3 separate regions of the Homo sapiens genome follow, and all the other regions are linked to region 2. Evidence: chromatin loops called from intact Hi-C (ENCODE). Cell type or tissue: heart right ventricle. All regions are shown on one strand.

The links. Peaks named below come from ENCODE experiments on the same cell type or tissue, not always from the same donor. Only the 100,000 strongest peaks of a DNase experiment are listed, where the experiment ranks them.
Region 1: it touches region 2 in a loop (2.7-fold over the local background); 29 of 110 quality-filtered maps call a loop at or near these places.
Region 3: a loop joins it to region 2, with 10 times the contacts of the local background. A loop is called at or near these places in 64 of 110 quality-filtered maps.

What each region holds. Positions count from the first base shown.
Region 1 is chr13:97,902,600-97,910,599 of GRCh38, forward strand. No RefSeq gene overlaps it. Among named protein-coding and RNA genes, the nearest start is that of IPO5, 47 kb to the right of the region's middle. In heart right ventricle, no CTCF peak of the experiment used is centred here; no DNase peak of the experiment used is centred here; H3K27ac peaks cover 753 bases.
Region 2 is chr13:97,852,632-97,860,631 of GRCh38, forward strand. No RefSeq gene overlaps it. Among named protein-coding and RNA genes, the nearest start is that of IPO5, 97 kb to the right of the region's middle. RefSeq lists enhancers at 3,846-3,915, 3,946-4,065, 4,086-4,185. In heart right ventricle, a CTCF peak has its summit at 3,060 (motif pointing right); a DNase peak (open chromatin) is centred at 3,095; H3K27ac peaks cover 394 bases.
Region 3 is chr13:98,668,853-98,676,852 of GRCh38, forward strand. It overlaps the pseudogene RN7SL60P. Among named protein-coding and RNA genes, the nearest start is that of SLC15A1, 80 kb to the right of the region's middle. In heart right ventricle, a CTCF peak has its summit at 4,361 (motif pointing left); a DNase peak (open chromatin) is centred at 4,499; H3K4me3 peaks cover 328 bases; H3K27ac peaks cover 906 bases.

The sequences.
Region 1 (8,000 bases), 50 kb after region 2:
GCACACATGGAAACAGTACAGAGGCCAATGAGCGATGCACAATAGGGCCCCTGGGAACTCAACCGTGCACCCACATCTACAGCACATATCAGTCTCTCTGCTTCTGGGGATTATCTACACACTGCAAGTGGTAAATTGGTTAGTAGTTACCAATTCTGTCACAATCGAATGTTTGTGCTCCTCTAAAATTCATGTTGAAACTTAGTTTCCAATGTAATAATATTAAGATGTAGGGCCTTAAGGAGGTGATTTGCTCATAAGGGCATCTCCCTCTTGAATGGGATTAAGGCATTTATCAAAGAAGCTTCACCAGGATTCTGCCCTTTTTGCCCCTGCACCTTCTGCCATATGAGGACACAGTCACAAGGTGCCATCATGCAAGCAGACAGCACAGCCCCTACTAGACACCAAGTCTGCTGGCACCTTGATCTTGGACTTCCCAGCCTCCAGAACTGTAAGAAATAAATTTCTATTCTTTATGAATGACCCAGCCTCTGGTATTTTGTTATAGCAGTGCAAATGGACAAACACATACAAAATACCAGAGCCTGGGTAATTTATAAAGAACAGAAATTTATAACTATGGATAAAAGTCAGTATAACACTAGCCCATGCTGTGGTAACAAATAGACACCCAAATCTCACTGGGGTGTCACAGCACAAGTCAACTTCCACTATTCACAAAATGTCTAGTGCAGGTAAAGAGCTCTCCAGGGATGTTTTTTTGATGTAATGACTAAAGATAGAGGCTGCTTCCGTTGTGTGGCTCCTCCATGTCAAAATGGTCACACAAAAGAAGAAGATGATGAAAAGCCTATGCCTGTTTTTAACTGTCTCAGTCCAAAAGTGACAAAAATTCATTTTTCTCATGGCCCATCAGCCTGATCTAGATACATGGCCCCAGTTCAACTATGAGTGAGATGAAGAACTAGGGGAGCCCATGGAATATTTAGTGAACATTACTGTCTCAAGCATACAACCAATTTTTTTTTTTTGAGACAGAATCTCACTCTGTCACCTAGGCTGGAGTGCAGTGGCTTGATCTCAGCTCACTACAACCTCCGCCTCCTAGGTTCAAGTAATTCTCCTTCCTCAGTCTCCCAAGTAGCTGGGATTACAGGTGCATGCCACCATATCTGGCTAAGTTTTGTATTTTTAGTAGAGACAGGGTTTCACCATGCTGGCCAGGCTGGTCTCGAACTCCTGACCTCAAGTAATCTGCCTACCTTGGCCTCTCAAAATGCTGGGATTATAGGCGTGAGCCACCATGCCTGGCCACAACCAAATTTTTTTAATGGAACCAGAGGACCAGTTACAGAATGCCACTTGTATAGTGATACAGCTATACCAACAAGGCACATAACAATATATTTTATTGTGTAAATTAATTAAGAGCTCCACATATTTATATTAAAATAAAATCCCTATTCATGCAATTGATCTTTATCATTTTCAAGGAAAGCAAGTCCTGTAAAGAAAGTGTGTTTTTATTTCGTACAAAGCAATGAGGTGTTATGACTTGGCTTTGGAAGAAAGTTCTTAAAATAATACATCAGGCTCATCTGTTGAGGCCGTCCCTTCTGCTGCAGCTTGCTATTGCCCAGTTTTCTATCTCTTATAATAGTAACCAGCTTTGAAGCCAAAATAAACTCTCTAGTTCTCTAGAACACCCCATCTGCCTCATCCTTCAACACCAGGAGTCCTTCCAAAGCTCTTAATGGCTGAGGCAATGCATACTATAAATTAATTGTCATGTGGCTTCATTCCATCAAGGCTAAAAAGATGTGCCCATTTCATCATTGTTGCAAGAATAAAGTTTTTAATTTCACACAGCAATCTTTCCCAGATCACTAGCTTAAAGACTATCTTTGGTATGGTAAATGAAATAGTCATTCCGCACGTGAAAAATAATCTGAGACTCTAAAAACATTCCATTGGGATCAAAATAATATCAAAAAAGAATGGTCACAAAAATGTTTTACCTCCATTAACAAAGGCATCTATTCTATTTGTTAGCACACAATCATAATTTCGTTATAGCCCTTTCTTTGTATCTCTAGGAAAATAATAAGAATTGCAAAGTGTAATTTTTGTAACTTATAAATAATGCTTTTACAAATTAGAATTCTGATAACCCCTTAAAGGTTATGACCCCCAAAACTTATAAAAATTACATTGGGCTGGGCACGGTGGCTCACACCTGCAATCCCAGCACTTTGGGAGGCTGAGGCAGGCAGATCACCTGAGGTCAAGAGTTTGAGACCAGCCTGCCCAACACAGTGAAACCCCGTCTCTACTAAAAATACAAAAATCAGCCGGGCATAGTGGTGGACGCCTGTAATCCCAACTATTCGGGAGGCCGAGGCAGGAGAATCACTTGAACCTGGGAGGCAGAAGTTGCAGTGAGTTGAGATCGCACCACTGAACTCCAGCCTGGGCAACAAGAGCAAAATTCTGTCTCAAAAAAAAAATTGCATTGACTTTCTCTCAAAACTAGAAAAGTTTTGAAGTATGAAGTTAAAAATATAATTGGAAGATGACATATAGTCAACTCTCCTTACTCTTATGAGTTCTCCCTAGAGATACAAATGGAACTTTGGTTCTTCTAGTATCTCTCCCATGTGTTACATCATGGCATCATATTCAAATCAAAGAACTAGAACTGGGAAGTGCCAGCAGCTAGCAATAGATACCAAAATAGCTTCTCTTTTTCAAATTTTTACAATCACTAACATTGAGAAATGGTTACCCAGTACAGAGTTAGGTGAAAACACGTACACACATATATAGACATTTATTTAATTACATGTATACCCTACCACAAATATCTATGTGGTCTCTTGTCTTTTTACTAGATTCACTACAGTATAACATAAGATACTTTGGGCTGTGAATTGGAGAAAAGAAAATCCTTATTGTCTTAAATGATGGGGAAATTAATTGACTCACATAATCATTGAAGTCTGTAGCAGTGTTTCTCAAAATATCTGTGGACAGTTGTTCTTGAATTGATTTAATTTTTCAATTCAGTGCAGATTGCTACATGGTTATAAAGCACAAGATTTGTACACAGTTTGCACAACTTACAACTCATCCATTTGTTGGACAACACCCCAACTAGTCTAGAGCCTATTTGGCTAGATAAGTGCATTGACCACACACTTGGAGGCGATTGCAATATCAAATCCCTACAAAAATTCCTAAGCATGTCTCTCAATTTCTATGTCTATGTCATCATAGAATGGTAACAAACAGTTCCCAGACACCCTACATTTTGAGTGGCCCTGGTCTAGAGATAGGTTGGGCATTCACAAGGTTCTTGTTCCATCTCCCTGGCATTTTTTAAGTTTTCCTCCTTTGTGTGCCAGCTGCCTCCTCGGGCTGGAAGGAAGATGTGTGCAATGGTCCCAGTCTTAATATGTGACAACATCCAGAAGAGATAGGTCACTTCAAAGCAACAGCAAAAGAGCAAAGAAAACCTCTCCTGGGAGGCTCTAGCAAACTTTCTGCACATCTCATTGTCCTTAATTGGATCACGTGTCTATTCCCGAACTTATGACAGGCAAGAAAAAGGGGATTACTCTTGGAGCAATTGGGCCCCCTCCTGGAGCTAGGGGTGGGAATCCATCCTTGGGGCATGTGAGTTGCATAATAGAGAGTAGAGAGTGTGTTGCATTAAACATAAAATTGGGTTTATGTGGTAAACGTGGGAAGGAGGAATGGATGATAGGGAGACAATCAACAATGTTGGAAGTATTTTAACTAGGCTTTTGTATAATTATTAGTCAATCAAAGGATATTATTAAGTAGTCATTAATTTAGTAGCTTTGTATCGAACTTGGGCACACAGAAAGCCTGACTTACCCTAACATTTCCAGCACCTGAGGAAAGAATCCTATCGACCCTATGTTCTCCAATCATTGTGACCAAGAGAAAAGGATTTCACAGAACAATTCTGGCTGCTTAAGAGAGGAATTGGCAGGGTATCCTTATGGATTTGAGAGTGAGCAGTTACTAGGGAGGGGGAGGTCATGTGAACTGGGCAGATGCTTCAGAAAATGTCCCCACAATCATTTAAAAATTAACTCCATAACTCTCTCCTCCTTAAGTGTGAGTTTTGCACAGTGACCTCCTTTCAAAGAGTACAATGTGGAAGGGAGGGGAGAAACTTGATAGTGGAGAAATCTCACAAACAGCACTACAGCCAGGTGGTCAAATTCAAAATCAACAGTGATAGATCACGTTGATAGTATGTACCCTTGATGTGATATGATGACAATGGTACTTAGCATCTGTGGCCTTCCTCCCAATAACCCATTACCTCAGTCTAATCATGAAAATATCAGACATCCATGTGTGGGCAGGAAATGAAATAAAATATTTAAAAACTAAAAAATAAAATAACAAAAAAGAAAACATCAAACAAATCCCAGCTGATGGACGTTCTACAAAGTAACTGACCAATAATTCTCACAACTGTCAAGGTCATAAAAAAAGTCTGAAAAACTGTCACAATGAAGAGCACCCAAGGAAACGTGACAAATAAATGTAATGTAGTGTCCTGGATGTGTTCCTGAAAGATAAAAAGATAATTAGATAAAGACTAAAGGCACCTGAATTAAGTATGGGCTTCAGTTAATAATAATTTATCAATATTGGTTAATTAATTGTAGCTAATGTACCCTACAAATGTAAGATGTTAATAATGGGGAGATGGGAACTCTGTACTGTGGGCTTAAATTTTCTGTAAATCTAAACATACTCTAAAAAACAAAGTCTACAGCCTGGGCAACATGGCAAAACCCTGTCTCCACAAAAAATACAAAAGGCCAGGTGTGGTGGCACACACCTGTAGTTCCAGTGACTTGGGGGACTGAGATGGGAGAATCGTTTGAGACTAGGAGGTCAAGGCTGCAGTGAGCCGTGATCATGCCACTGCATTCCAGCCTGGACAACAGAGAAAGACCCTGTCTCAAAACAAAGTCTATTCATTTTTCTAAATTGCATGCTACTAAATAGGTGTTTAAAATTATTTTTTGATGGGTATAGAGTTTCAGTTTCAGATGAAGAAAAAGGTCTGGAGATGGATGGTGATGATGGTTGCATGACAATGTGAATGTAAGTAATGCTATAGAGCTAGTACACTAAAAATGGTTAAAATGGTAAATTAAGTATATTTTACCAAAATTTAAATGTATCTTAATAAAGTATACAATTATATTGGTGTTACTACCCAGTTTAATGACAGGTTTCATAGGTATGTGTTCTCTGTTCCGAAGGAATTCCAATATGTTGAGCATGAATATCAATGTAGAGTCCAACTATAAGTCAAAATCTCAGTAAGTTTTGGTTAGTGAAGGTGATATGATTTGGCTCTCTGTCCCCACCCAAATCTCATGTTGAATTGTAATTCCCAATGTTGAGGGAGGGACCTGGTGGGAGGTGATGGGATCATGGAGGCAGATTTCCCCCTTGCTGTTCTTGTGATAATGAGAGAGTTCTCACGAGATCTGATGGTTGAAGAGTGTGTGGCATTTCCCTCTCTCCTGTGCTCCCATGGTTTGATGTGCTTGGTTCCCCTTTGCCTTCTACCATGATTGTAAGTTTCCGGAGGCCTCCCAGTCATGCTTCCTGTTAAGCCTGCCCAACTGTGAGTTAATTAAACCTCTTTTCTTCATAAATTCCCCAGTCTCCGGTAGTTCTCTATAGCATTGTGAGAACAGACTAAAGCAGAAGGATGGGGAAACTTTCCAGAAAAGGTGTAACTTAAAATCCTTCTAGAAGAAAGGGAAGAATTTAGCTGAGAGGAATATGGGTGATATTTAATTTCACAACACTGGAAAGAATTAGGCTTCTAACTGATATTGGATTTCAATCTGCTTGAGGTCCACCACCCTGCACACTTTTGTAAGTAAACCTTCTTCAAATTATCCAAATTTGAGTGAGTCACCTGTTTCTTGTTGGGACCCTGACTGATATTTTCTTGGGAAATATTTTCTTGGGAGTCGATCTTGGGAAAAATTAAAAAGAAGACTATGGGTCAAATGACGTTTGATGAGAAGCCTTTGGAGAGAATCATACATTAACATATAATTTGGAAGCTCAAAAAGGTGTTCGTTATTGTCCTTCTCAATAACATGAGAAAACAGAGACTGTCCATATAGGTTATCCCTGTTCCTACTTTGGAGCTTAGAGCAGAATACAAAACAGTGGAAAATGGATCTGGAAGGGCAAATGAAAGCTATTTAACACATTCGATAGGTCTCATCACTCATTCTCCTTCCACTGAAACAACCCCTCTACCTCCTCCCCACAGTTTAGGGAGGACCTCAGCTAATACTGGGGAAATGATTGAGAAAAATGTTACAAAAAAAATTGTAGGTGCATCAATTGTGGTACTTCTGACTATAAGAAGAGTAGACCCAACTAATAGAAGTTAAAATAAAAGATTATTTTATAATAAGTCCAGAAGAAAGACAAGTTCAAGCCTAGGTAAATCCATGATCCTACTATGTCCTCAAGAGCCAGGGGCTTTTTCCATCTCGGTAGCATGAGAGCAAAATCTCCTCTTGGCTGCAAGATGACTGCAGATGTTCCAGGTCTCACACACTAACTCAACAACCTCTAGTCAAAAATAGCAGCATTTCACCCTAGGGTTTTCTTTGTTTTAGTGAGGAAAATCTCTCCCCAAATCTTCAAATAAGATACCCTCAGATCCCATTAGCCAGAACTCAGCCTCAAACCATTTCCTAGGAATGTGAATGAGGTTGTCACTTAAGTCAATCACAATTTACCTCCTGGGACTGTGAACGAGCCACAGATTCAAAGTTTCTACCAACAAGGAAAAAGGTGGTAATTGCTGCAAGGTAATATCCAACATTTCTGTATCGAGGGAGGGAAATACAACACTTTTTCCTCAAAGAACCAAAGAACAGGCTTTCGTGTAGCTTCTTCCTTCTTCCCCCATAAGCTGGAGAGATCGCCAAAGTAAAATTTTTAGTAAAAGGAGCACCAAAAATTTATCTTCCTTTCCACATCTCTGCCTTTAAGAAAATATATTATGGTGATTTTTGCTTTTGTTCTTTACTTTTTTGGCTGTTTACCACCTTTGGGGATATAACAATAAATAAACCAAAGCCCCTGAATTCTAGGAGCTCATGAATGATGTCAAGAGAGTGGTAAGTTTTTAATCCTTCTTGAGTTAATTTTTGTATATGGTGAAATGTAAGGGCCCAGTTTCATTCTTCTGTATATGACTAGCCAGTTACCCTAGTGCCATTTATTGAATAGGGAGTCTTTTCCCCATTGCTTCTTATTGTCAATTTCAGTGAAGATCAGATGGTTATAGACCATCTATAAAAATCTAGAGTCTAAAACTATAAAAATCCTAGGAGCAAGCCTAGAAACTACCTTTCCAGATATTGGCCTTGGTAAAGAATTTATAACTAAAAGTCCCCAAAAGTAATTGCAACAAAAACAAAAATTGATGAGTGGGACATAATTAAACTAAAGAGCTTCTGCACAACAAAATAAACTATCAACAGAGTAAACAGACAACCTACAGAATGGGAGAAACTACTTGCAAACTATGCATCTGACAAAGGTGTAATATCCATAATCTATAAGGAACTCAAACAATTCAACAAGCAAAAAACAAATAACCGCATTAGGAAAAGTGGCAAAGGATATGAACAAATATTTCCCAAAAGAAGACCTACATGTGGCCAACAAACATATGAAACAAATGCTCAATATCTCTAATCATTAGAGAAATGCAAATCAAAATCATACTGAGATACCAGGTCATACTAGTCAGAATGGCTATTACTAAAAAGACAAAAATTAACAGATGTTGGTGAGGTTTCTGGGAAAAGGGTACACTCACACAACGTTGGCAGGAATATAAATTAGTTCAGCCAGCGTGGAAAGCAGTTTGGAGATTTCTCAAAGAACTAAAAATAGAATTACTATTTGGCCCCGAAATCCTATCACTGGGTATG
Region 2 (8,000 bases):
ATTAATGGCTGGGTAGATGGAAGGATCAATAAATGCGTGGAAGTGTGGATGGGTGGATGGGTGGATGGATGGATGGATGGATGGATAGATGGATGGATGGATAGATGGTTGGGTACATGGATGGTTAGATGGTTGGATGGAAAAATGGGTGGATGGATAGATGGTTAGATGAATGGTTGGGTGGATGGGAGGATCGATTAATGAGTGGATGAATGGGTGGGTGGATAGATGGATGAGTGGATGGGATGCATAGATGGGTGGGTAGGTGGATACATGGTTTGATGGAAAAATGGGTGGGTGGGTGGGTAGATGAATGGATAGATGGGTGGGTAGATTGTTGGATGGATGCATAGGTGAATGGACGTGAGGGTAGGTAAGTAGATGGATGGGTGGATGGATGGATGGATGGATGGATGGACTGGTGGGTGGATGAGTGGGTGGATGGGTGAATGGGTGGAAAAATGAATGGGCAGTATAGTAGCCATTCAGAGACTGCTAAAGTGCTGGAAAGTTGACACAGAGCTACGTAACAGTCTTATTTGATATTTACTAATAATACAGTTCCATGGAGAAAAACATCAGCTTATTTGACTTAAATATGACATGTATTTGCAAATCTCATGAAGAGAAACTCACACTGCTTTTCAAAAAATGGTCCTGCCCTGCAGTGGTGCTGACATCAAGCAGTGTCCCAGAGAGGGGAGGAAGCAGACACTGGCCAGAGATCCATTATAAGGGCTCTTGGCTCATTAACTTTCTACTTCCATCAGTGGCCTTGTCACCTCAGTTAACCTTCTTTCCATCTCATTTCACTCCCCCTTCTCCCAGAAATCCATGATACTTCCATTTTCTCTTCCATTAGGGCACAATTAGGAAGGTGCTTGGCATGTAAGGAAGGCCCAATAGATATTTGGCAGTGTTTATTAATGAATCCCACTGTTCTTCTGACACATCTATCCCCTCTAGTCCTTCACCCACGCAGCTACCAAAAATATCAAAACAGCATGAGATGTCATATTTTAATGTGTAACACAAATGAAATGTGGCCTGCTTGCTACTGATTTAAGGTCTAGCTTAGTCCTGTGACTCATTGCAAGTCAAACAACAAAAATCCTTGAAGAGTAAATAGCAAAATTTCCTAAAAATTTCCATTAGACTCTCTCTCCCTAAAGACCCTAATCGTTGCTTTCTTTCTCCAAAAACAAGACAAGGGTGGGGCTTTCTGAACTGGCTCCGGACACCCTCCCTCCTGCTCATCCAGACTTTTCTCTCCTCTTGCTCACTTCCTGCCATTTCACATGCAATCGAATTTCAACTTCCCAAATATATTGTGAGTTCCCCAGATCTTCTCACTCCTTTTCCATGATCAGTGCAATTAAGACATAGAAATCAGAAGGTCGACATGTGAAAAAAAATGCTCAACACCATTAATTGTCAGGAAAATGCAAGTTAAAACCACAATGAGGTATTACCCCACACCTGTCAGTATGGCTGTTATAAAAAAAAAAAATGATAACAGGTGTTGGCAAGGATGTAGAGAAGAGGGAACCCTTGTACATTATTGGTGGGAACATAAATAGGTAAAGCCAGTACGGAAAACAATATGGAGGTTCCTCAAAAATTAAAAATAGAACTAGCATATGATCCAGCAGTCCCACTACTGGCTATATATACAAAAGATATGAAATCAGCATGTCAAAGAGTTATCTACATGCCTGTGTTTACTGCAGCATTACTCACAATAGCCAAAATAGGAAATCAACCTAAGTGTCCAGCAACAGATGAGTGGATAAAGAAAATATGGTGTAAATACACAATGGAATACTATTCAGCCACTAAAAAAAGGAAACCTTGTGTTTGCAACAACATGGATGAGCCTAGAGGACATAATATAATGTTAAATGAAATAAGCCAGGCACAGAAAGACAAACACCACATGATCTCACTTACATGTGGAGTGTTAAATGTCAAATCATATAGAAACAGAGAGTAAAATGGTGGCTACAGGGAAAGAGGAAGTAGAAACGGGAAGATGTTGGTTAAAGAGTATCAAGCTTTGGTTAGACCACAGGAATAAATTCTGGAGAGCTATTTTACAGCCTGGTGACTATAGTTAACAAATGTTAATAATAGCAATGTATGCTTGAAAATTGTGGCCCAGGTGCAGTGGCTCATATCTGTAATCCCAGCACTTTGGGAGGCCGAGGCAGGTGGATCACCTGAGGTCAGGAGTTCGAGACCATCCTGGCCAACATGGTGAAACCCCATCTCCACTAAAAATAGGAAAACTAGCCAGGAATGGTGGCAGGCACCTGTAGTCCCAGCTACTCGGGAGGCTGAGGCAGGAGAATTGTTTGAACCTGGGAGGCGGAGGTTGCAGTGAACCAAGATCGCGCCACTGCCCTCCAGCCTGGATGACAGAGGAGACTCCATCTCAAAAAAAAAAAAAAAAAGGCTAAAAGATTAGCTCTTAAATGCTCTCAACACAAAAGCGTGATAAGAATGTGAGGAGATGGATACGTTAATTAGTTTGATTTAGTCATTTCACAATGTATACCTATATCAAAACATTGAATGTTATACCATAAACATATACAATTTTCACTTGTCAATTATACCTTAATAAATCTGGAAAAAATTAAAATTTAGAAAAGAATATCTCACAATTATAATATTCTTTTAGATATGCTTTTCTGGAATCATTTCCTTTGTATGTTACGGATTAATGTATAATATATGAACATTACAGCAAGGTAATTCAATCTTTGCCTTCCGATCTTTGTGCTGTTGTTATCAATAATTTTATTTCCACATATGTTAGACATGGTTACTATCTTTGCTTTAATCAGTCAAATATATTTTAATAAAAGTTTAAGATGAGAAATAAAAACTAAAATAAAATAGAAGCCAGGGAAAGTCTTGGAATAATTGTTTTTAGTATCTGTCACATGTGATTTGTTGCAGTTAGATTTCATCAAAATGCATTGGCTTTATTTGGAGAAGGCCATGGCAATGTTGGAGCCCAAGCAGCATAGATAATGTGCGTATATTTGGCACTAGGGGGCGATATAGCATTGCTTTCAGCCCTTCACTGTCAGCGCACACGCAAAATAAATGAATTCCCGCTAAGGAAAATCATTCCCAACTTTTCTTCTGCATCTCAAGTCATTGGCTCTTACGTCACTTGGCAAAGCACTCTGAACAGCAGGCCTCGAAGGTCCATTCTTTAAGTTACTGATTTATCGATTTTGTTTGCTGGTGTTTTCACTTAATCCTTGGTTTGCTTTCACTGAGCTCTGAGAGTTTTTTTAAATTGGTCAGTCTTGCTAGAATTCCAAACATACAAACAAAAAAAAACTCTACTGTTTACAGTAATCTACCATGGATCTAGTGGTTGTCTGGATTCTGGCACAGGGACTGGCTCTGGGGGGCAGCTGAATTCTGATGGAAGAAAGCACTAATGCTAATGTGGAAGGCCTGCGCTTGGCTGAGTCCCAAAGGAAGCAATTCCAGGCCCTGACCCCAGGCTGGGCCCCTGTTTCTCGGTCACAAGGGAGGCCAGCTAAGACTTGTGCAACCCGGCTCGAAGGATGTCGAAGCACCCTCAATTTCATATGCAAATGAGAGCCAGTCCAAAAAAGGATTGCAGGGTTTCCCAGAAGGTCCAGCTCCTTGGAGGATTATGAAGCCGCCAGCTGATTTCACATTCCACCTGATTTACAGCATTAACTGCAGATTTTTTTTTAAATATCTAATACGATATGATGCCTACGTGTATCAAGATGGCTCTAAGGAGCTTTAATTTGCATTGGGTTTTTTGGTTTTGCTCAGTCATAGCATGTTCTAGGAGCTACTTGTATCAATATCAAGAGGGTAAGTCCCACCAGCACTCTCAGGAGGAGGCCTTCCTGTAGGTATTCAGGCCCTTGGAAGAAGGGCTGTTGGCCCTAGAATTTACCAAAGGGGCAGAACTCAGGCCCTCTGTATTCTGACGGTGAAGTTTGTGGTTCCCCAAGGAGGAGGAAGAGATGACACAGGTGCTCCCCAGGTGTCTCTTGCCTCCTGGAATGGCCGCCAGAAGAAGTGAAACAGCTGAGCTATGAAAGCTGTAAACTCAGGAGCACAAGGAGGGCAGGGGCTGGGTCCTCCCTCAGAGAACCACAGTAATGAGCACAGAACTCAGTCTGCACCAGGTCAGCATCTCTGTCAGATGGTGCTGGACCAGGCGTCCTCCCTACCAGGGCCACCACTTGGGATGTTGGACGTGAGGCTCACAGAAGCAAGTAGGAGCTGAGATCTTGCCCAGATTTCCTGTGCCACACAAAGAGTCCACAGGGCTGTGCATGCCCAGACGGGCATTCCTCCCTAACTTCTGGAAAGTCCCTGGGGGACTTAGAGGTGGCTCTGACATTGACACGGTGTGGCAAGGAGGAGCTGTGGCAACGGCGAACTGATTAAACTTTGGCTTCACCACCCAACTCCCTACCACCTCCCACCTTAGACACTATAACCCTCAAGTTTTTAAACAACTGGGGGAGCAGGTAGCCCTAAGAAGGAGATACCAGCCTTTCTGCTAGTCAAGAATGACTTCGGAGCTGGGTGTGGTGGTGTGGCCTGTAACCCCAGCCACTTGTGAGGCTAAGGCAGGAAGATTGCTCAAGCCTGGGCATTCGAGGCCAACCTGGGCAACATAGACAGACCTCGCCTCTAAAAAAAATTTTAATAATGATCTTGGGTTAGTTTTCATTTTTTAAGAGATGATGAGACCACGTGTGTGCTGCAAGTTTGTGAAATAACGCATCAATAGCGCTCAGAGTAACACTCAGACGGCAAAGAACTTATCATAATGCCTTTTTTAATGCCAAAATGAGTCTTAGAGAGATTAAGTGACTGTTGCACAGATAATAAATGAAAGAAATGTGAGTACCCAGTTTCTCTCCCCAGTACTCTAATTGATAGATTTTGGAGCAATAGTCCTGCTTTAATAATTAATTCATATTGCTGCATGGATGAGCTATGGGATATTATAGCCAATTCTACCATAAAATATATCATTAAAAAATTTTTTGCAAACTAATTCTTAATTTGGCTAGCTGAGACCTTGGACTAATTCCTGGAACCAAACCCTCTCATTTCTACATCTGCATGGTGACAGGATTGACAGGCGATTTCCAAGGGCCCTTTCAACTGCAGAATTCCCATAGTCTGAGCAAAAATAAGCATTGACTATACAACAGAAATTAAAATAGCTTTACAACAACACTGCCAGGAATTATTCTCCAGATCGTGCAGATGAGAAAACCAAGGCTTTGAGAGATGAAGCCTCTTGGACAGGATCACTCAGCTGGTCAGTAGAGAGGCAGGATCATGAGCATGTGGCTGCGAAGCCCACACTCCATTGACACCCTACATGACCTGCATCAAACAAAATACTCTTCCCTTGGTTTCCCCGCCAATGTTACACACTATGATTCGGTCCGACATACTCTGGGAGAACTCACCACCAGTAGGAGTATGTTCAAACATGGTCACTCAAGGAATGGGGAGTTTGGTGGGGAATTGAGAGTACAGACGATGTGTACAGTGAGAGGCATTATTTGACCAGCAGGCCTGGAAGGAGGAAGGGCTGCCATGGAATCAGGGGATTCAGTCCCCTGGAAGGTTCTGAAAGGCAGCTCAGAGCAGAGGCAGTAAACTAGTGGCCTGCAAGCCATATGTGGCCACAGCTGTGTTTTTGGTGAGCAAAGCACATTTTTAAATTGAATGAGTTGCCAACATTTTTAGATTTTTTTTTTAATCCAGATTTGTAACCCAGGCGGTGCTGGAACTTAACAACAATAAGCTGGAGTAGAGGAGCCCCATCCCCCTGGAGCTCTGCATCTCTAAAGTCACCATCCTGTCTAGTTTTATTAATTTAAGTTAGCTGCCTCTTCAACCACTCCCCATAGGCAGTTGAGGTTAAGACCCTTGTTCTGGAGGCATTGAATTGGCGGGGAAGAGAGCAGCTGTAGCAAGTGGCGGGGGGTGGGGGGTAAATGTCAGAAAGGACCAAAGGATGCTGCTGAAGACAACTTCCCATAATTCAAAATTTTGCAAATGAAGACTGGCCAGATTCTGTGCAATTAAGAACCTGGCCCAGTCCAGGGAAGGGCGCCAGCCTGGCGTAAAGAAGTTTTGAACGTGATCCCGATGCGAGTGCTCACAGCAATGAGAATTAGCTCCAGAACCTCCCCTTCCGCTTCACCTGCTCATAGGTTGTTCTGCTCTCTGATATCCTATTCCCAATCCTTGCTTAATGTGTAGATTCTATCCTGCCCCATTCCTCCAACAAGACTCTCTAAAGTCCCAGTCTTGGGACTCATTCTTGGGTTCTAGCGTTCACTTCTTTTGTCTTGGAGTCTGGTGCCCTGGTTGTGTAAGTCACAGTACTGTGTCACTTTTAAAATTTCTCTGGATTGCAAATAGTTTGTTGGGTAAAGATTGTTGTCTGTCTCATTATTGCATTCTGAGGGGGAAGGGGGAATATCCCCTGAGGATTCAGAACCAACACTTGGACCTTACTCAAGCCCAATTATATATATGTATACGCGTATATGTGTGTATATATATGTTAGAGTATATATATACATATATAAACACACCTGTATACTCTAGATACCTTTAATCCAAGAAATTCAACAAATTAATAGAAAAGCTAGCCCCAATCTTATGATACCTCTGAGGCTCCAGGAAGAAGTATACATAAAACCTTTCCAAAGAGCATATCCCCCAACAAGACCGCACTGCAGTCCTAGATGTAAAATCCCACTGGAAAATCAGCTCTCAATTCAAGATTATAAAATTCACAAGAAAAAAAATGCACCAAGAACAAAAGTCTGCATATACAACAAATATCAAGATTAGATCCTCTAAAGTTTCATTTAACAGAGCCATCTGAGTATAAATAAATATGTTTAAGATTAATTTTAAAAATAGAATTAAAAAATTAAACACATAGATAAACATTCTGAAAAAAGAGCAAGTATATTTTAAGGGGGTCAAATAGAACTTTTAAATTTGTGAAAAAAGATTGTCATTGAAATAAAAAATTCAATTGATGGATTAAGCCACAAATTTGAGGTAGCTGAGTAGAAACCCAGTGAACATGAAGGAAGAGCTGAGGAATTTACACAGCATGAAGCACAGAGAATTAAAAGACAGAAAATACGAAAGAGAAGTTAAGCGATATGGAGGATAGGAAAGAAGGTCCAACATGCTTCTAATGAAAGTTCTAGCTGGAATGCATACAATGGAATACTATACTGCAATAAGAATGAACAAATTACAATACATACAGCATGGATGAATTTCACGAACATAATGTGGAGTGAAAGAGAATTAGAGTATGGCTTCATTTTTACACATTTGAAAAGCGGGTCACACTAATCTATGGTGAAAGAAGTGAAGATAGTGTTTACCCTTGATAAGAGGCAGACAGTGACCCAAAGGGGGCCTAAGGAGGCTTTGGGGGTGCTGGGGCTGTTCTGTTCCTGGGTCTTGGTGCTGGTTAAACAGGGATTTCTGTTTGTGAATATTCATCAGACTGAACACCTCTAATTTTTGTACTTTTTAATGTATTTTATGCTTCAATAAAACTTTCACTGAAGAGTAAAAAAGTTTGAGATAGAAAAGAGAAAACAGGACAGGGCTGAGAATGGGGGCTCACGCCTGTAATCCCAGCACTTTAGGAGGCCACAGCAGACAGATCACCTGAGGTCAGGAGCTTGAGACCAGCCTGATCAACATGGTGAAACCTCATCTCTGCTAAAACTACCAGCCTGACCAACATGGTGAAACCTCTTCTCTACTAAAAATACAAAAATTAGCCAGGCATGGTGGTGCATGCCTGTAATCCCAGCTACTTGGGAGGCTGAGGCAGGAGAATCTCTTGAACCCAGGAGGCAGAGGTTGCACTGAGCCAAGATGGCACCATTGCACTCCAGCCTGTGCAACAAGAGCAA
Region 3 (8,000 bases), 820 kb after region 2:
ATTTCCTGTTTTAAGTAAAGAGGATGTAGACCATTGTCTTTGGGTCTCTTGCAGTTTTCCACATCTTGTGAGCTGAAGATGCCTTTGGTCCAGACTGTCTTTATGAGGATATTTAGATGGCAAACAGCCTTGAAAGATAGAGATGGTGGCTCCCTGAAGTGAAGGACAGGCACGCCTATGCCCACCGTAAAAGATTTGGCTTTCCTAGGCTCAGAGCTCCTTCCCTTAGTGTAATACACAGTACATGCCGGTGTCCCCTGGCCCATTCTATGTCACCTTATGGGAATCAGGGGCTGGGAAACCCACACAAGAAAATGTTGATAATGCGGACACGTGGCTTTCCCCAGGAATCTCATGTCTTCTACTGGCATCATGAAACTGTGCAGGGTAACTTGTTAGCTTGAGAGAGGACGAAACATCACACTCTCCACCATCCTTGATGCCTCATACAGTCGTCTCTCCTCGACGCTCTTCTTTTTAGTTTTCCTGACATTTTTCCATGTCTACTTGTCCCTGTAAACTTAGAATTATCTAGTTCCAAAATGAAATCAATCAATTGAAGAAACAAAAGCTTCCAGTATTTTTATATGGAGTGTGTTAACTTTACAAGTTGATTGAGGGAAAATCTGTCTTCGTTGTCGAATATTCTTCTTTTCCAGTCTCATGCTCGACTTTGTAATCTGGGTCCTTATTAATTACAACTGAATTATAGCCCTTCTAAGAATCAAATCTTGGATTTAGTTTTAAATAAGTGAAACCTTAGGATGAAGAGCATAATGGCCAAAATGTGGCCTGTCATTTAGCAGAACCTGGGCTCCATCTGAAAAGTGAGGCAATAACAGAGGCAATCCTGTAGGGCTACTGGGGAGACCACGTGCATGAAGGCATATGGGTCAGGCGTGAGGAGGGCTGGATAAATGGCAGCAACTGTTATTCTTATAACTGGTTCTTTGTTGTAATAGTGATCTTTCATCTCATTTGGTCCTAAAAGTCCCAGTTCTAACCATTGTAATATGTGCAAATCTGTACAGTGAGGAAAGTCAGAATAATTCTTGCAATATGGAAATATGATTTATTGGACTCCTGTTGAACACAAATTCATTAATTTGACTAATATGGTTATTATCATCTATAAATAAAATCATTTCCCTCAAATTTATCTTTTAATTGAAAAACATTTCACATTTCTCATGGAGGCCACTACTTAATCATTTTTACAGTGTAATGAGAATGAGAGCCCTGCTTATTCAGAGAGGGGTAGTAATTGATGGCTGTGTTCCCTAGCAGAACTATTATGCTAAATCTGGGTCATCCATCCTTGGAAATGTTTGGTTCATAGATTAAAACCGATAGAAGGCACTGCAATCTTCAGAGTTTTACTGGAATTTGGCAATTTGCTTCATTCTAAGATATATTTTTCAATTCCCAATATTTCATTTGGATACTAAGAGCCCTGCCTTTGAGGTCATAATCAAGTGACTGAGTGATTTCCATAATTACATGCTAATTTTTAAGGCCTAAATCTAAAAGCGCAAGGGGACGCCTGAGTTGTTAAGGGCAAACCACTGAGCACAGTAACCTCGTCCAGAGGCAGGAGCGAAACTCAGGCAAAGCCTGTGTGGGTCTCATGGAGAAGCCGGTGGGACTTAAGACACAGCGCCCTAGTCCAAAGACAATGCCCTCTCTTATCTGTGACCTGGACGCTCCCTCCCTGCTTCGAGTCTTCCTGCCTTCGCTTCAAGTTGTCCCGCCTTTCCAGATGGAACCAATGTACTTCTTACCTATATCATTGATGCCTCATGTCTCCCTAAATGTATAAAACCAAGCTGTGCCTTGACCGTCTTGGGCGCATGTTATCAGGACCTCCTGAGGCTGCGTCACAGGCGCGTCCTCAACCTTGGCAAAATAAACTTTCTAAATTAATTGAGGCCTGTCTCAGATGTTCTGGGTTCACAGTATGGACCACATTTTCTTTATCCAGTGTATCATTCATGGGCATTTGGGTTGATTCCCTGTCTTTGCTATTGTGAATAGTGCTGCGATGAACATATGTGTGCAGGTGTCCTTATAATAGAATGATTTATATTCCTTTGTCTACCCCTACTCTTAAACATAGAGCAGACAGCCAAGGGTCATAAGACATCGAATGAGATCTGCTATTTGAAAAACATACCAAAAAACAAGCACATCAGAAAAAAAGGCAACTTGGGGAAAATAGAGATTACGTAGGGTAAAAAAACTTCAAAATCCGTATGTCAACTGTCTGAAACTTCTAAGAGAAGACACTGTAATCAAGAAGTACAAGCTGGATACTATAATCAATAACAATTCAGGTAATTAAAAAGCCCTTTGGATTGAAGACTTGATGAAGGAAGTAAAAAATACATGAGAGAGCTTAGAGCATAGCTGAAGCAATCTCAAAGTAGAGGCTGGGCACGGTGGCTCACACCTGTAATCCCAGCACTTTGGGAGGCCAAGGCAGGTGGATCTCTTAAGGTCAGGAGTTCGAGACCAGCTTGGCCAACATGGTGAAACCCTGTCTCTACTAAAAATACAAAAAATTAGCTGGGTGCGTTGGCAAGCACCTGTAATCCCAGCTACTCGGGAGGCTGAGGCAGGAGAATGGCTTGAACCTGGGAGGTGGAGCTTGCAGTGAGCCGAGATCATGCCACTGTACTCCAGCCTGGAAGATAGAGTTAGACTGTCTCAAAAAAAAAAAAAAAAAAAAGTGAGAAAAAGAAGTAGGAGAGAAAGGATAAGAAAATTAGAGAGCTGGTCAAGGAGGACTAACCTCTAAATAACAGGAGTCCAGAGAGAACAGAGGAAGTGGAAGGGAGAAAATTAAAAATGAAAAATTCATAAAAATGTCCCACAATCAAAGGACATGAGTTTCCAGTTTGAAAGGGCCACTGGAGCATCAGCACAATGGTTAAAAATGGGCCCATGCCAGATATATCATCATGAAATTTCAAATTTCTAGAACCCAACAGATGATTCTACAAGCTTCTGGAGAGAAAAACATTCTTACACACAAGATCCATAACAATCAGAATGCCTTGGGCTTTTCAATAGCTGAAGCATTGAAAGCTGGAACAGTGGAGTGATACTTTCAAAATTGCCGGGGAACACTGGGCATGGTGGTGTATGCCTGTAGTCCCAGCTATTCAGGAGGCTGATGGGGGAGGATCGCTTGAGCTCAGGAGTTCTGGGCTGTAGTGTGCTATGCCAATCGGGTGTCCACGCTAAGTTCAGCATCAATATAGTGACCTCCTGGGGGTGGGGGACCACCAGATTGTCTAGGAAAGGGTGAATTGGCCCAGATTGGAACTGGAGCAGGTCAAAACTCCTATGCTGATCAATAGTGGGATCGTACTTGGGCATAGCCACTGCATGCCAGCCTGGGCAACATGGTGAGGGTCCATCTCTTTAAAAAAAATTACCAGGAAAAATGGTCTCCAGCTGGAATTCTATACACAGTCAAATGTCAAGCAAAAGAGAAGGGAGAATTCAAACATTTTCAGACCTGCAAGACCCTAGAAAAAGTTTACCTCCCCTATTACCTTTCTCAGGAAGTCACTACAGAAAAGTACCCCACCAAAAAAAGGGTCTTCTTTCTAAGTCAAGAAAGAAGATGATATGGGGTACAGGAGGTGACAAAGTGGTGAGATGAAGGGGACCCCAACATAGTTTTTTGTTTTGTTTTGTTTTTTGTTTTTTAACCCAAACCAAAAATGGTCAATACCCAACATAGTTTTAGAAGGATTTCTCTGAATTCTGCTGTACAATGGGCCTCCAGGTTGGAGTCCTTCAAAAGGTTCTTCAAATACTGAAATTAATAGAATACTCATCAGAGTTGACTAAAATATCAGCCTTCATTACTCTCTGCCTCCCTACTCTCTTTGTTTCTGCTTTGTGACACTTATCCACACCTGACGTTAGACTCTCTGTCAGTTTATCTGGCCTACATCCGTGCCTAGAAAATAGTAATGCTTACTAAATATTTGTTGAATGAATGAATAGATGAGGACATATGTAAAATAATGCAAACCCTGGCATGTAGGAAGTGCTTTGTCAATGTGAATTTCTTTCCTGAATTTCTCCTAATTCAGGTAAAGCCCGTTGCTTCCACAAGATGTCTGGTGCCATCTGGAGGAATTGCGATCCCTGCTGGAATCCCTACCTGAGTCCAGACAGACTGTAAGTCCGCTATGGCCAGTCCCAAGATTGAAACTTCTAGAAATACAAATACTCAGTTTCGGACAGGCCTTCTGATGTGTACGCACAAAAAATTCCTAATTTCTGACATTGAGAAAAGCCTTTTGTTGCCATGTTTTCCTACAAATGTGCTTTCCTGCCATCTTGTGGCCAATCTGGGGAACTTGCAAACAGTTTGCCCGGACCTCACTCAGTCTAAAGAAAAGCTCCGGGAGCTGGGCTTGCCCAGAGCCATTTGGCAAAGCACCTGTGGTCATTTGACCACACCCTGGGGCCATCCGGCTTCTCAGACGCCCATGTTTTCGAAACAGGAAGCCACTGAGGTCACTGCTCTGTTTGGTGGCTTCTGCTGGGGACAGCTGAGAGAAGTGCCTGACCTTTGTCCTCCCATTTAGACACAGCCCCACTATTAACCCTGTCATGGTTGGACCCCAAGGATTTGCTCTGAGCATTCCGTGAACACCTGCAAACTCCTTGAGGGCAGGGCTTTATCTATGTTTTACCCCCAGTGTATCATACAGCATTGAACACATAGTAGGTGCTTACTAAATAAATGTTGTTGAAGAGATACTATCATTGGAGCATCTAAGAGCACTTCAATGAGCCAAGTCCAAGCACTTTACATAGATTGTCTTATTAAATTAAAGTGACCAACTCATCCTGTTTGGCCAAGGACTGTCCTGAGAATCCTCTCAGTCCTGGACCAACGAGGGCAGTTGTTCGGTCCCCTTAATGCAAATTCTGGCAACACCTCTCTGACATTGACACTACCATTATCCCCATATTTCAGAGAGAGGACTGAGGCTCAGAATTCTAAGAACTTGCCCATTATCACACAGGTCCTAAGAGCTCCCTACTTAGGGACTTAAATCCAAATCTTGGACTCTGCGACCTCCGTTCTCACCACCGTTCTGTGCTATTCCCTGAGAGGCAGCGCAGGTCCTTGCGTCGCAGATGGGGCTGCCTGTCTCCAAGGCCTTCCCTGCTCCTATGACAGTGGAGGTGTGAAGGGGATTGGAAGTGTCCTCGAGTTCTTTCTGAAGAAACACATCAGGCAAATAACAGATTTATAAAGGTGAGCTGAGGGGCGGTGGGGAGAGAGAGAGGGAGAGACAGAAAACATGCTCTTCTTAGCAATTCCACCTTGATATGATTACAGACTGGAAGTCTATACCTAGACTAGTTAACCAGGAAGGCAGATGGGAACTTGGATTTCCTACTTCCCAACTGTGGTTTCTGTTTCAATCACAGACTACTGCAGTCACCTCTCTGTTGGAAACAAACATTGACTCTCTGCTTCCTCCCAAGGTGCAGGCACTCTCAGAATTCGAGAGAACAGAGGCACAGGAAAGCCATCATCAAGCTTGGGTTTGTCTCTGTCACTTACAGAGTTGTAGGATCTCGAGCAAGTTATTGAACCACAGTGTGCCTCAGTTTCCTCATCTGTGGCATGAGGATGCTGATATGCTTACCTCCAAGGGCTGCTCAGGGTATTAAATGAATAAAATGCTCAAAGCCCTTAGAACAGGCCATGCTGAAAGTAGCAAATATCTTTCTCTTGTCTCCCACATTTCATCTGTCAGAGAATCCTGTTGGCTCCATCAACCTCCAAAGTATATCCAGAATCCCACCACTTCTCACCACCACACTGCCACCTACCTAGCCAGAGCCACCCTCCTGGAAGGTCACTTGGGAACCTGCATGGACACTTGGCCCCTTTCAGTTTATTCTTTTTTTTTTTTTTTTTTTTTTTGAGACGGAGTCTCGCTCTGTCGCCCAGGCTGGAGTGCAGTGGTGCGATCGTGGCTCACCACTGCTCCGAACTCCTTGGCTCAAGGAATCCTCCTACCTCAGCTTCCTGAGGAGCTGGGATCACAGATGTGTGCCACCATACCTGGCTAATGTTTAAATTTTTTGTAGAGATGCGGTCTCCCTATGTTTCCCAGGCTGGTCTCCAACTTCTAGGCTCCAAGTAATCCACCTGCCTCAGCCTCCCAAGTACCCAAGTGGCTGGGACTACAGACGCGCCACCACGCCCAGATCACTTTATTCTTAAGACAGTAGCTAGAGGGGTCCTGCCACACAGCAGTCACGTGACTTCTAGGCTCAAAACCCTCTGTAGACATCTCAAAAGCCCAGGCTTTCACCCTGGCCTGCCCAACATGAAAGACACACCCTTTCTCTCCGCCCTCAGCAACTCGCTCCCCTCACTCCCCTGATCCTGTGTGCTGACCTCTCGCTCTCCCTCCTTCCCCCTCCCCACATCCTGTATGCCGGCCTCTCGCTCCCCTCACTCCCCTGATCCTGTGTGCTGGGCTCTGGCTCTCCCTCACTCCCCCTGATCCTGTGTGCTGGCCTCTCAAAGACACCAGGCATGCCCCGCCTCCGGCCTTTGCACGGCTGCCCCTCTGCCAGGCACTCTCTGCCCTCACCTTGTTGAAGTGGCTGCTCACATGCCACCATCCCAGGAAGCGCCCTCTGACCATCCTTTTCAGTCACAACCTCTGTCCCTCTGCTCTATTTTTTTTTTTTTAGATCCATGGCACCCAACACCTCCTACTATACCACATCATTTTCCATAATTTCCTTATTCAGCCCATTTGTTGCTTATGGTTCATCGGCTGCTGCGAGAATGCGAGTGTGCACAGAGGCAGGGGTCTGGCTTCTTTTTGTTCTGGGAGGTATCCCACCTGCCTGGCATGTGTCTGCCCTTGGTGCATGCTCGGTAAGCATGGGTAGAACAACTAGCACAGGGCAAGGGCTCACCCAGGGGCCTTTCTTGGCACCACAAGGGCCTTACCCCAACCCTGGGAAGCGGGCACTGTCTTTATTTTACAAATGGTGACGTTGACGCCTCCAGCGGCCTGCCCAAGCTCACAGCTCAAGGAAGGGAAGAACCAGGAGCATGATGTGTTTCCACCCTCGCCCTGCAGTCTCGCTGCAGCCCCACCCTCCCGAAAGCACGCGTTCACCCAGGCTGCAGGGTCTCTCCCTGTGTCCGCTTCTTGCCAGCACCTGCCTGCTGCCCGACCCCTCCCGCCTGCAGGCAATTTGCCCGTCTCCACTTGCCAGAGGCACCTCCCAGGCCACACCACAGAAAGCCTGCACACTCCGATTTACCTCCATGTCCCGTGTTGGTCACTGCTGTGGTTTGGGAGCCACCGCCCTCTGCTACTGACTTGGTGCCTTCCTGGACCTCCCTAGTGGGCTCATCTGTTTCATCTTTCTGTACACTCATTAGGGAAGATGGGCACACACACACAAGCACCCACGCACGCACGCACGCACGCACACTCTCTCGCTCCTGCTGTAGGTCCTTAGCAACTAACGACTAGTTGTGCCTGTTAGTAGCTGGGTGGGACTTATTCCAGATCCTTTCCAGGTTTGTAAATCAAATCAAGGACCTGAGTCAGACTCCGGACTTACTGAAGTTCAACCTTCCTGAAGACGAAAACAGGCTGAGCAGCATGGATGGCAAGGCCGTCTCTGCCCCAAGGCACCAGCTGGCGGACAGGATCTCGGTTCCATCTACCAGCCACTGCAAAGCAGGGACATGTGTGTCAACCGGGCCCTGGGACAGGTGGTCTGGGCCTCCCCTCTCTTCCCTGTGGTGATGGGGACAGGGAACTTTGTAGGAGAAACCTACGAAATGGAAACTGTGAAGGGAAATGCTTTTTTTTTTTTTTTTTTTTTAATGAGATGGAGTTTCACTCTTGTTGACCAGCCTGGAGGGCAGTGGGGCGATCTCGGCTCACTGTAACCTCCACCTCCTGGGTTCAAGTGAT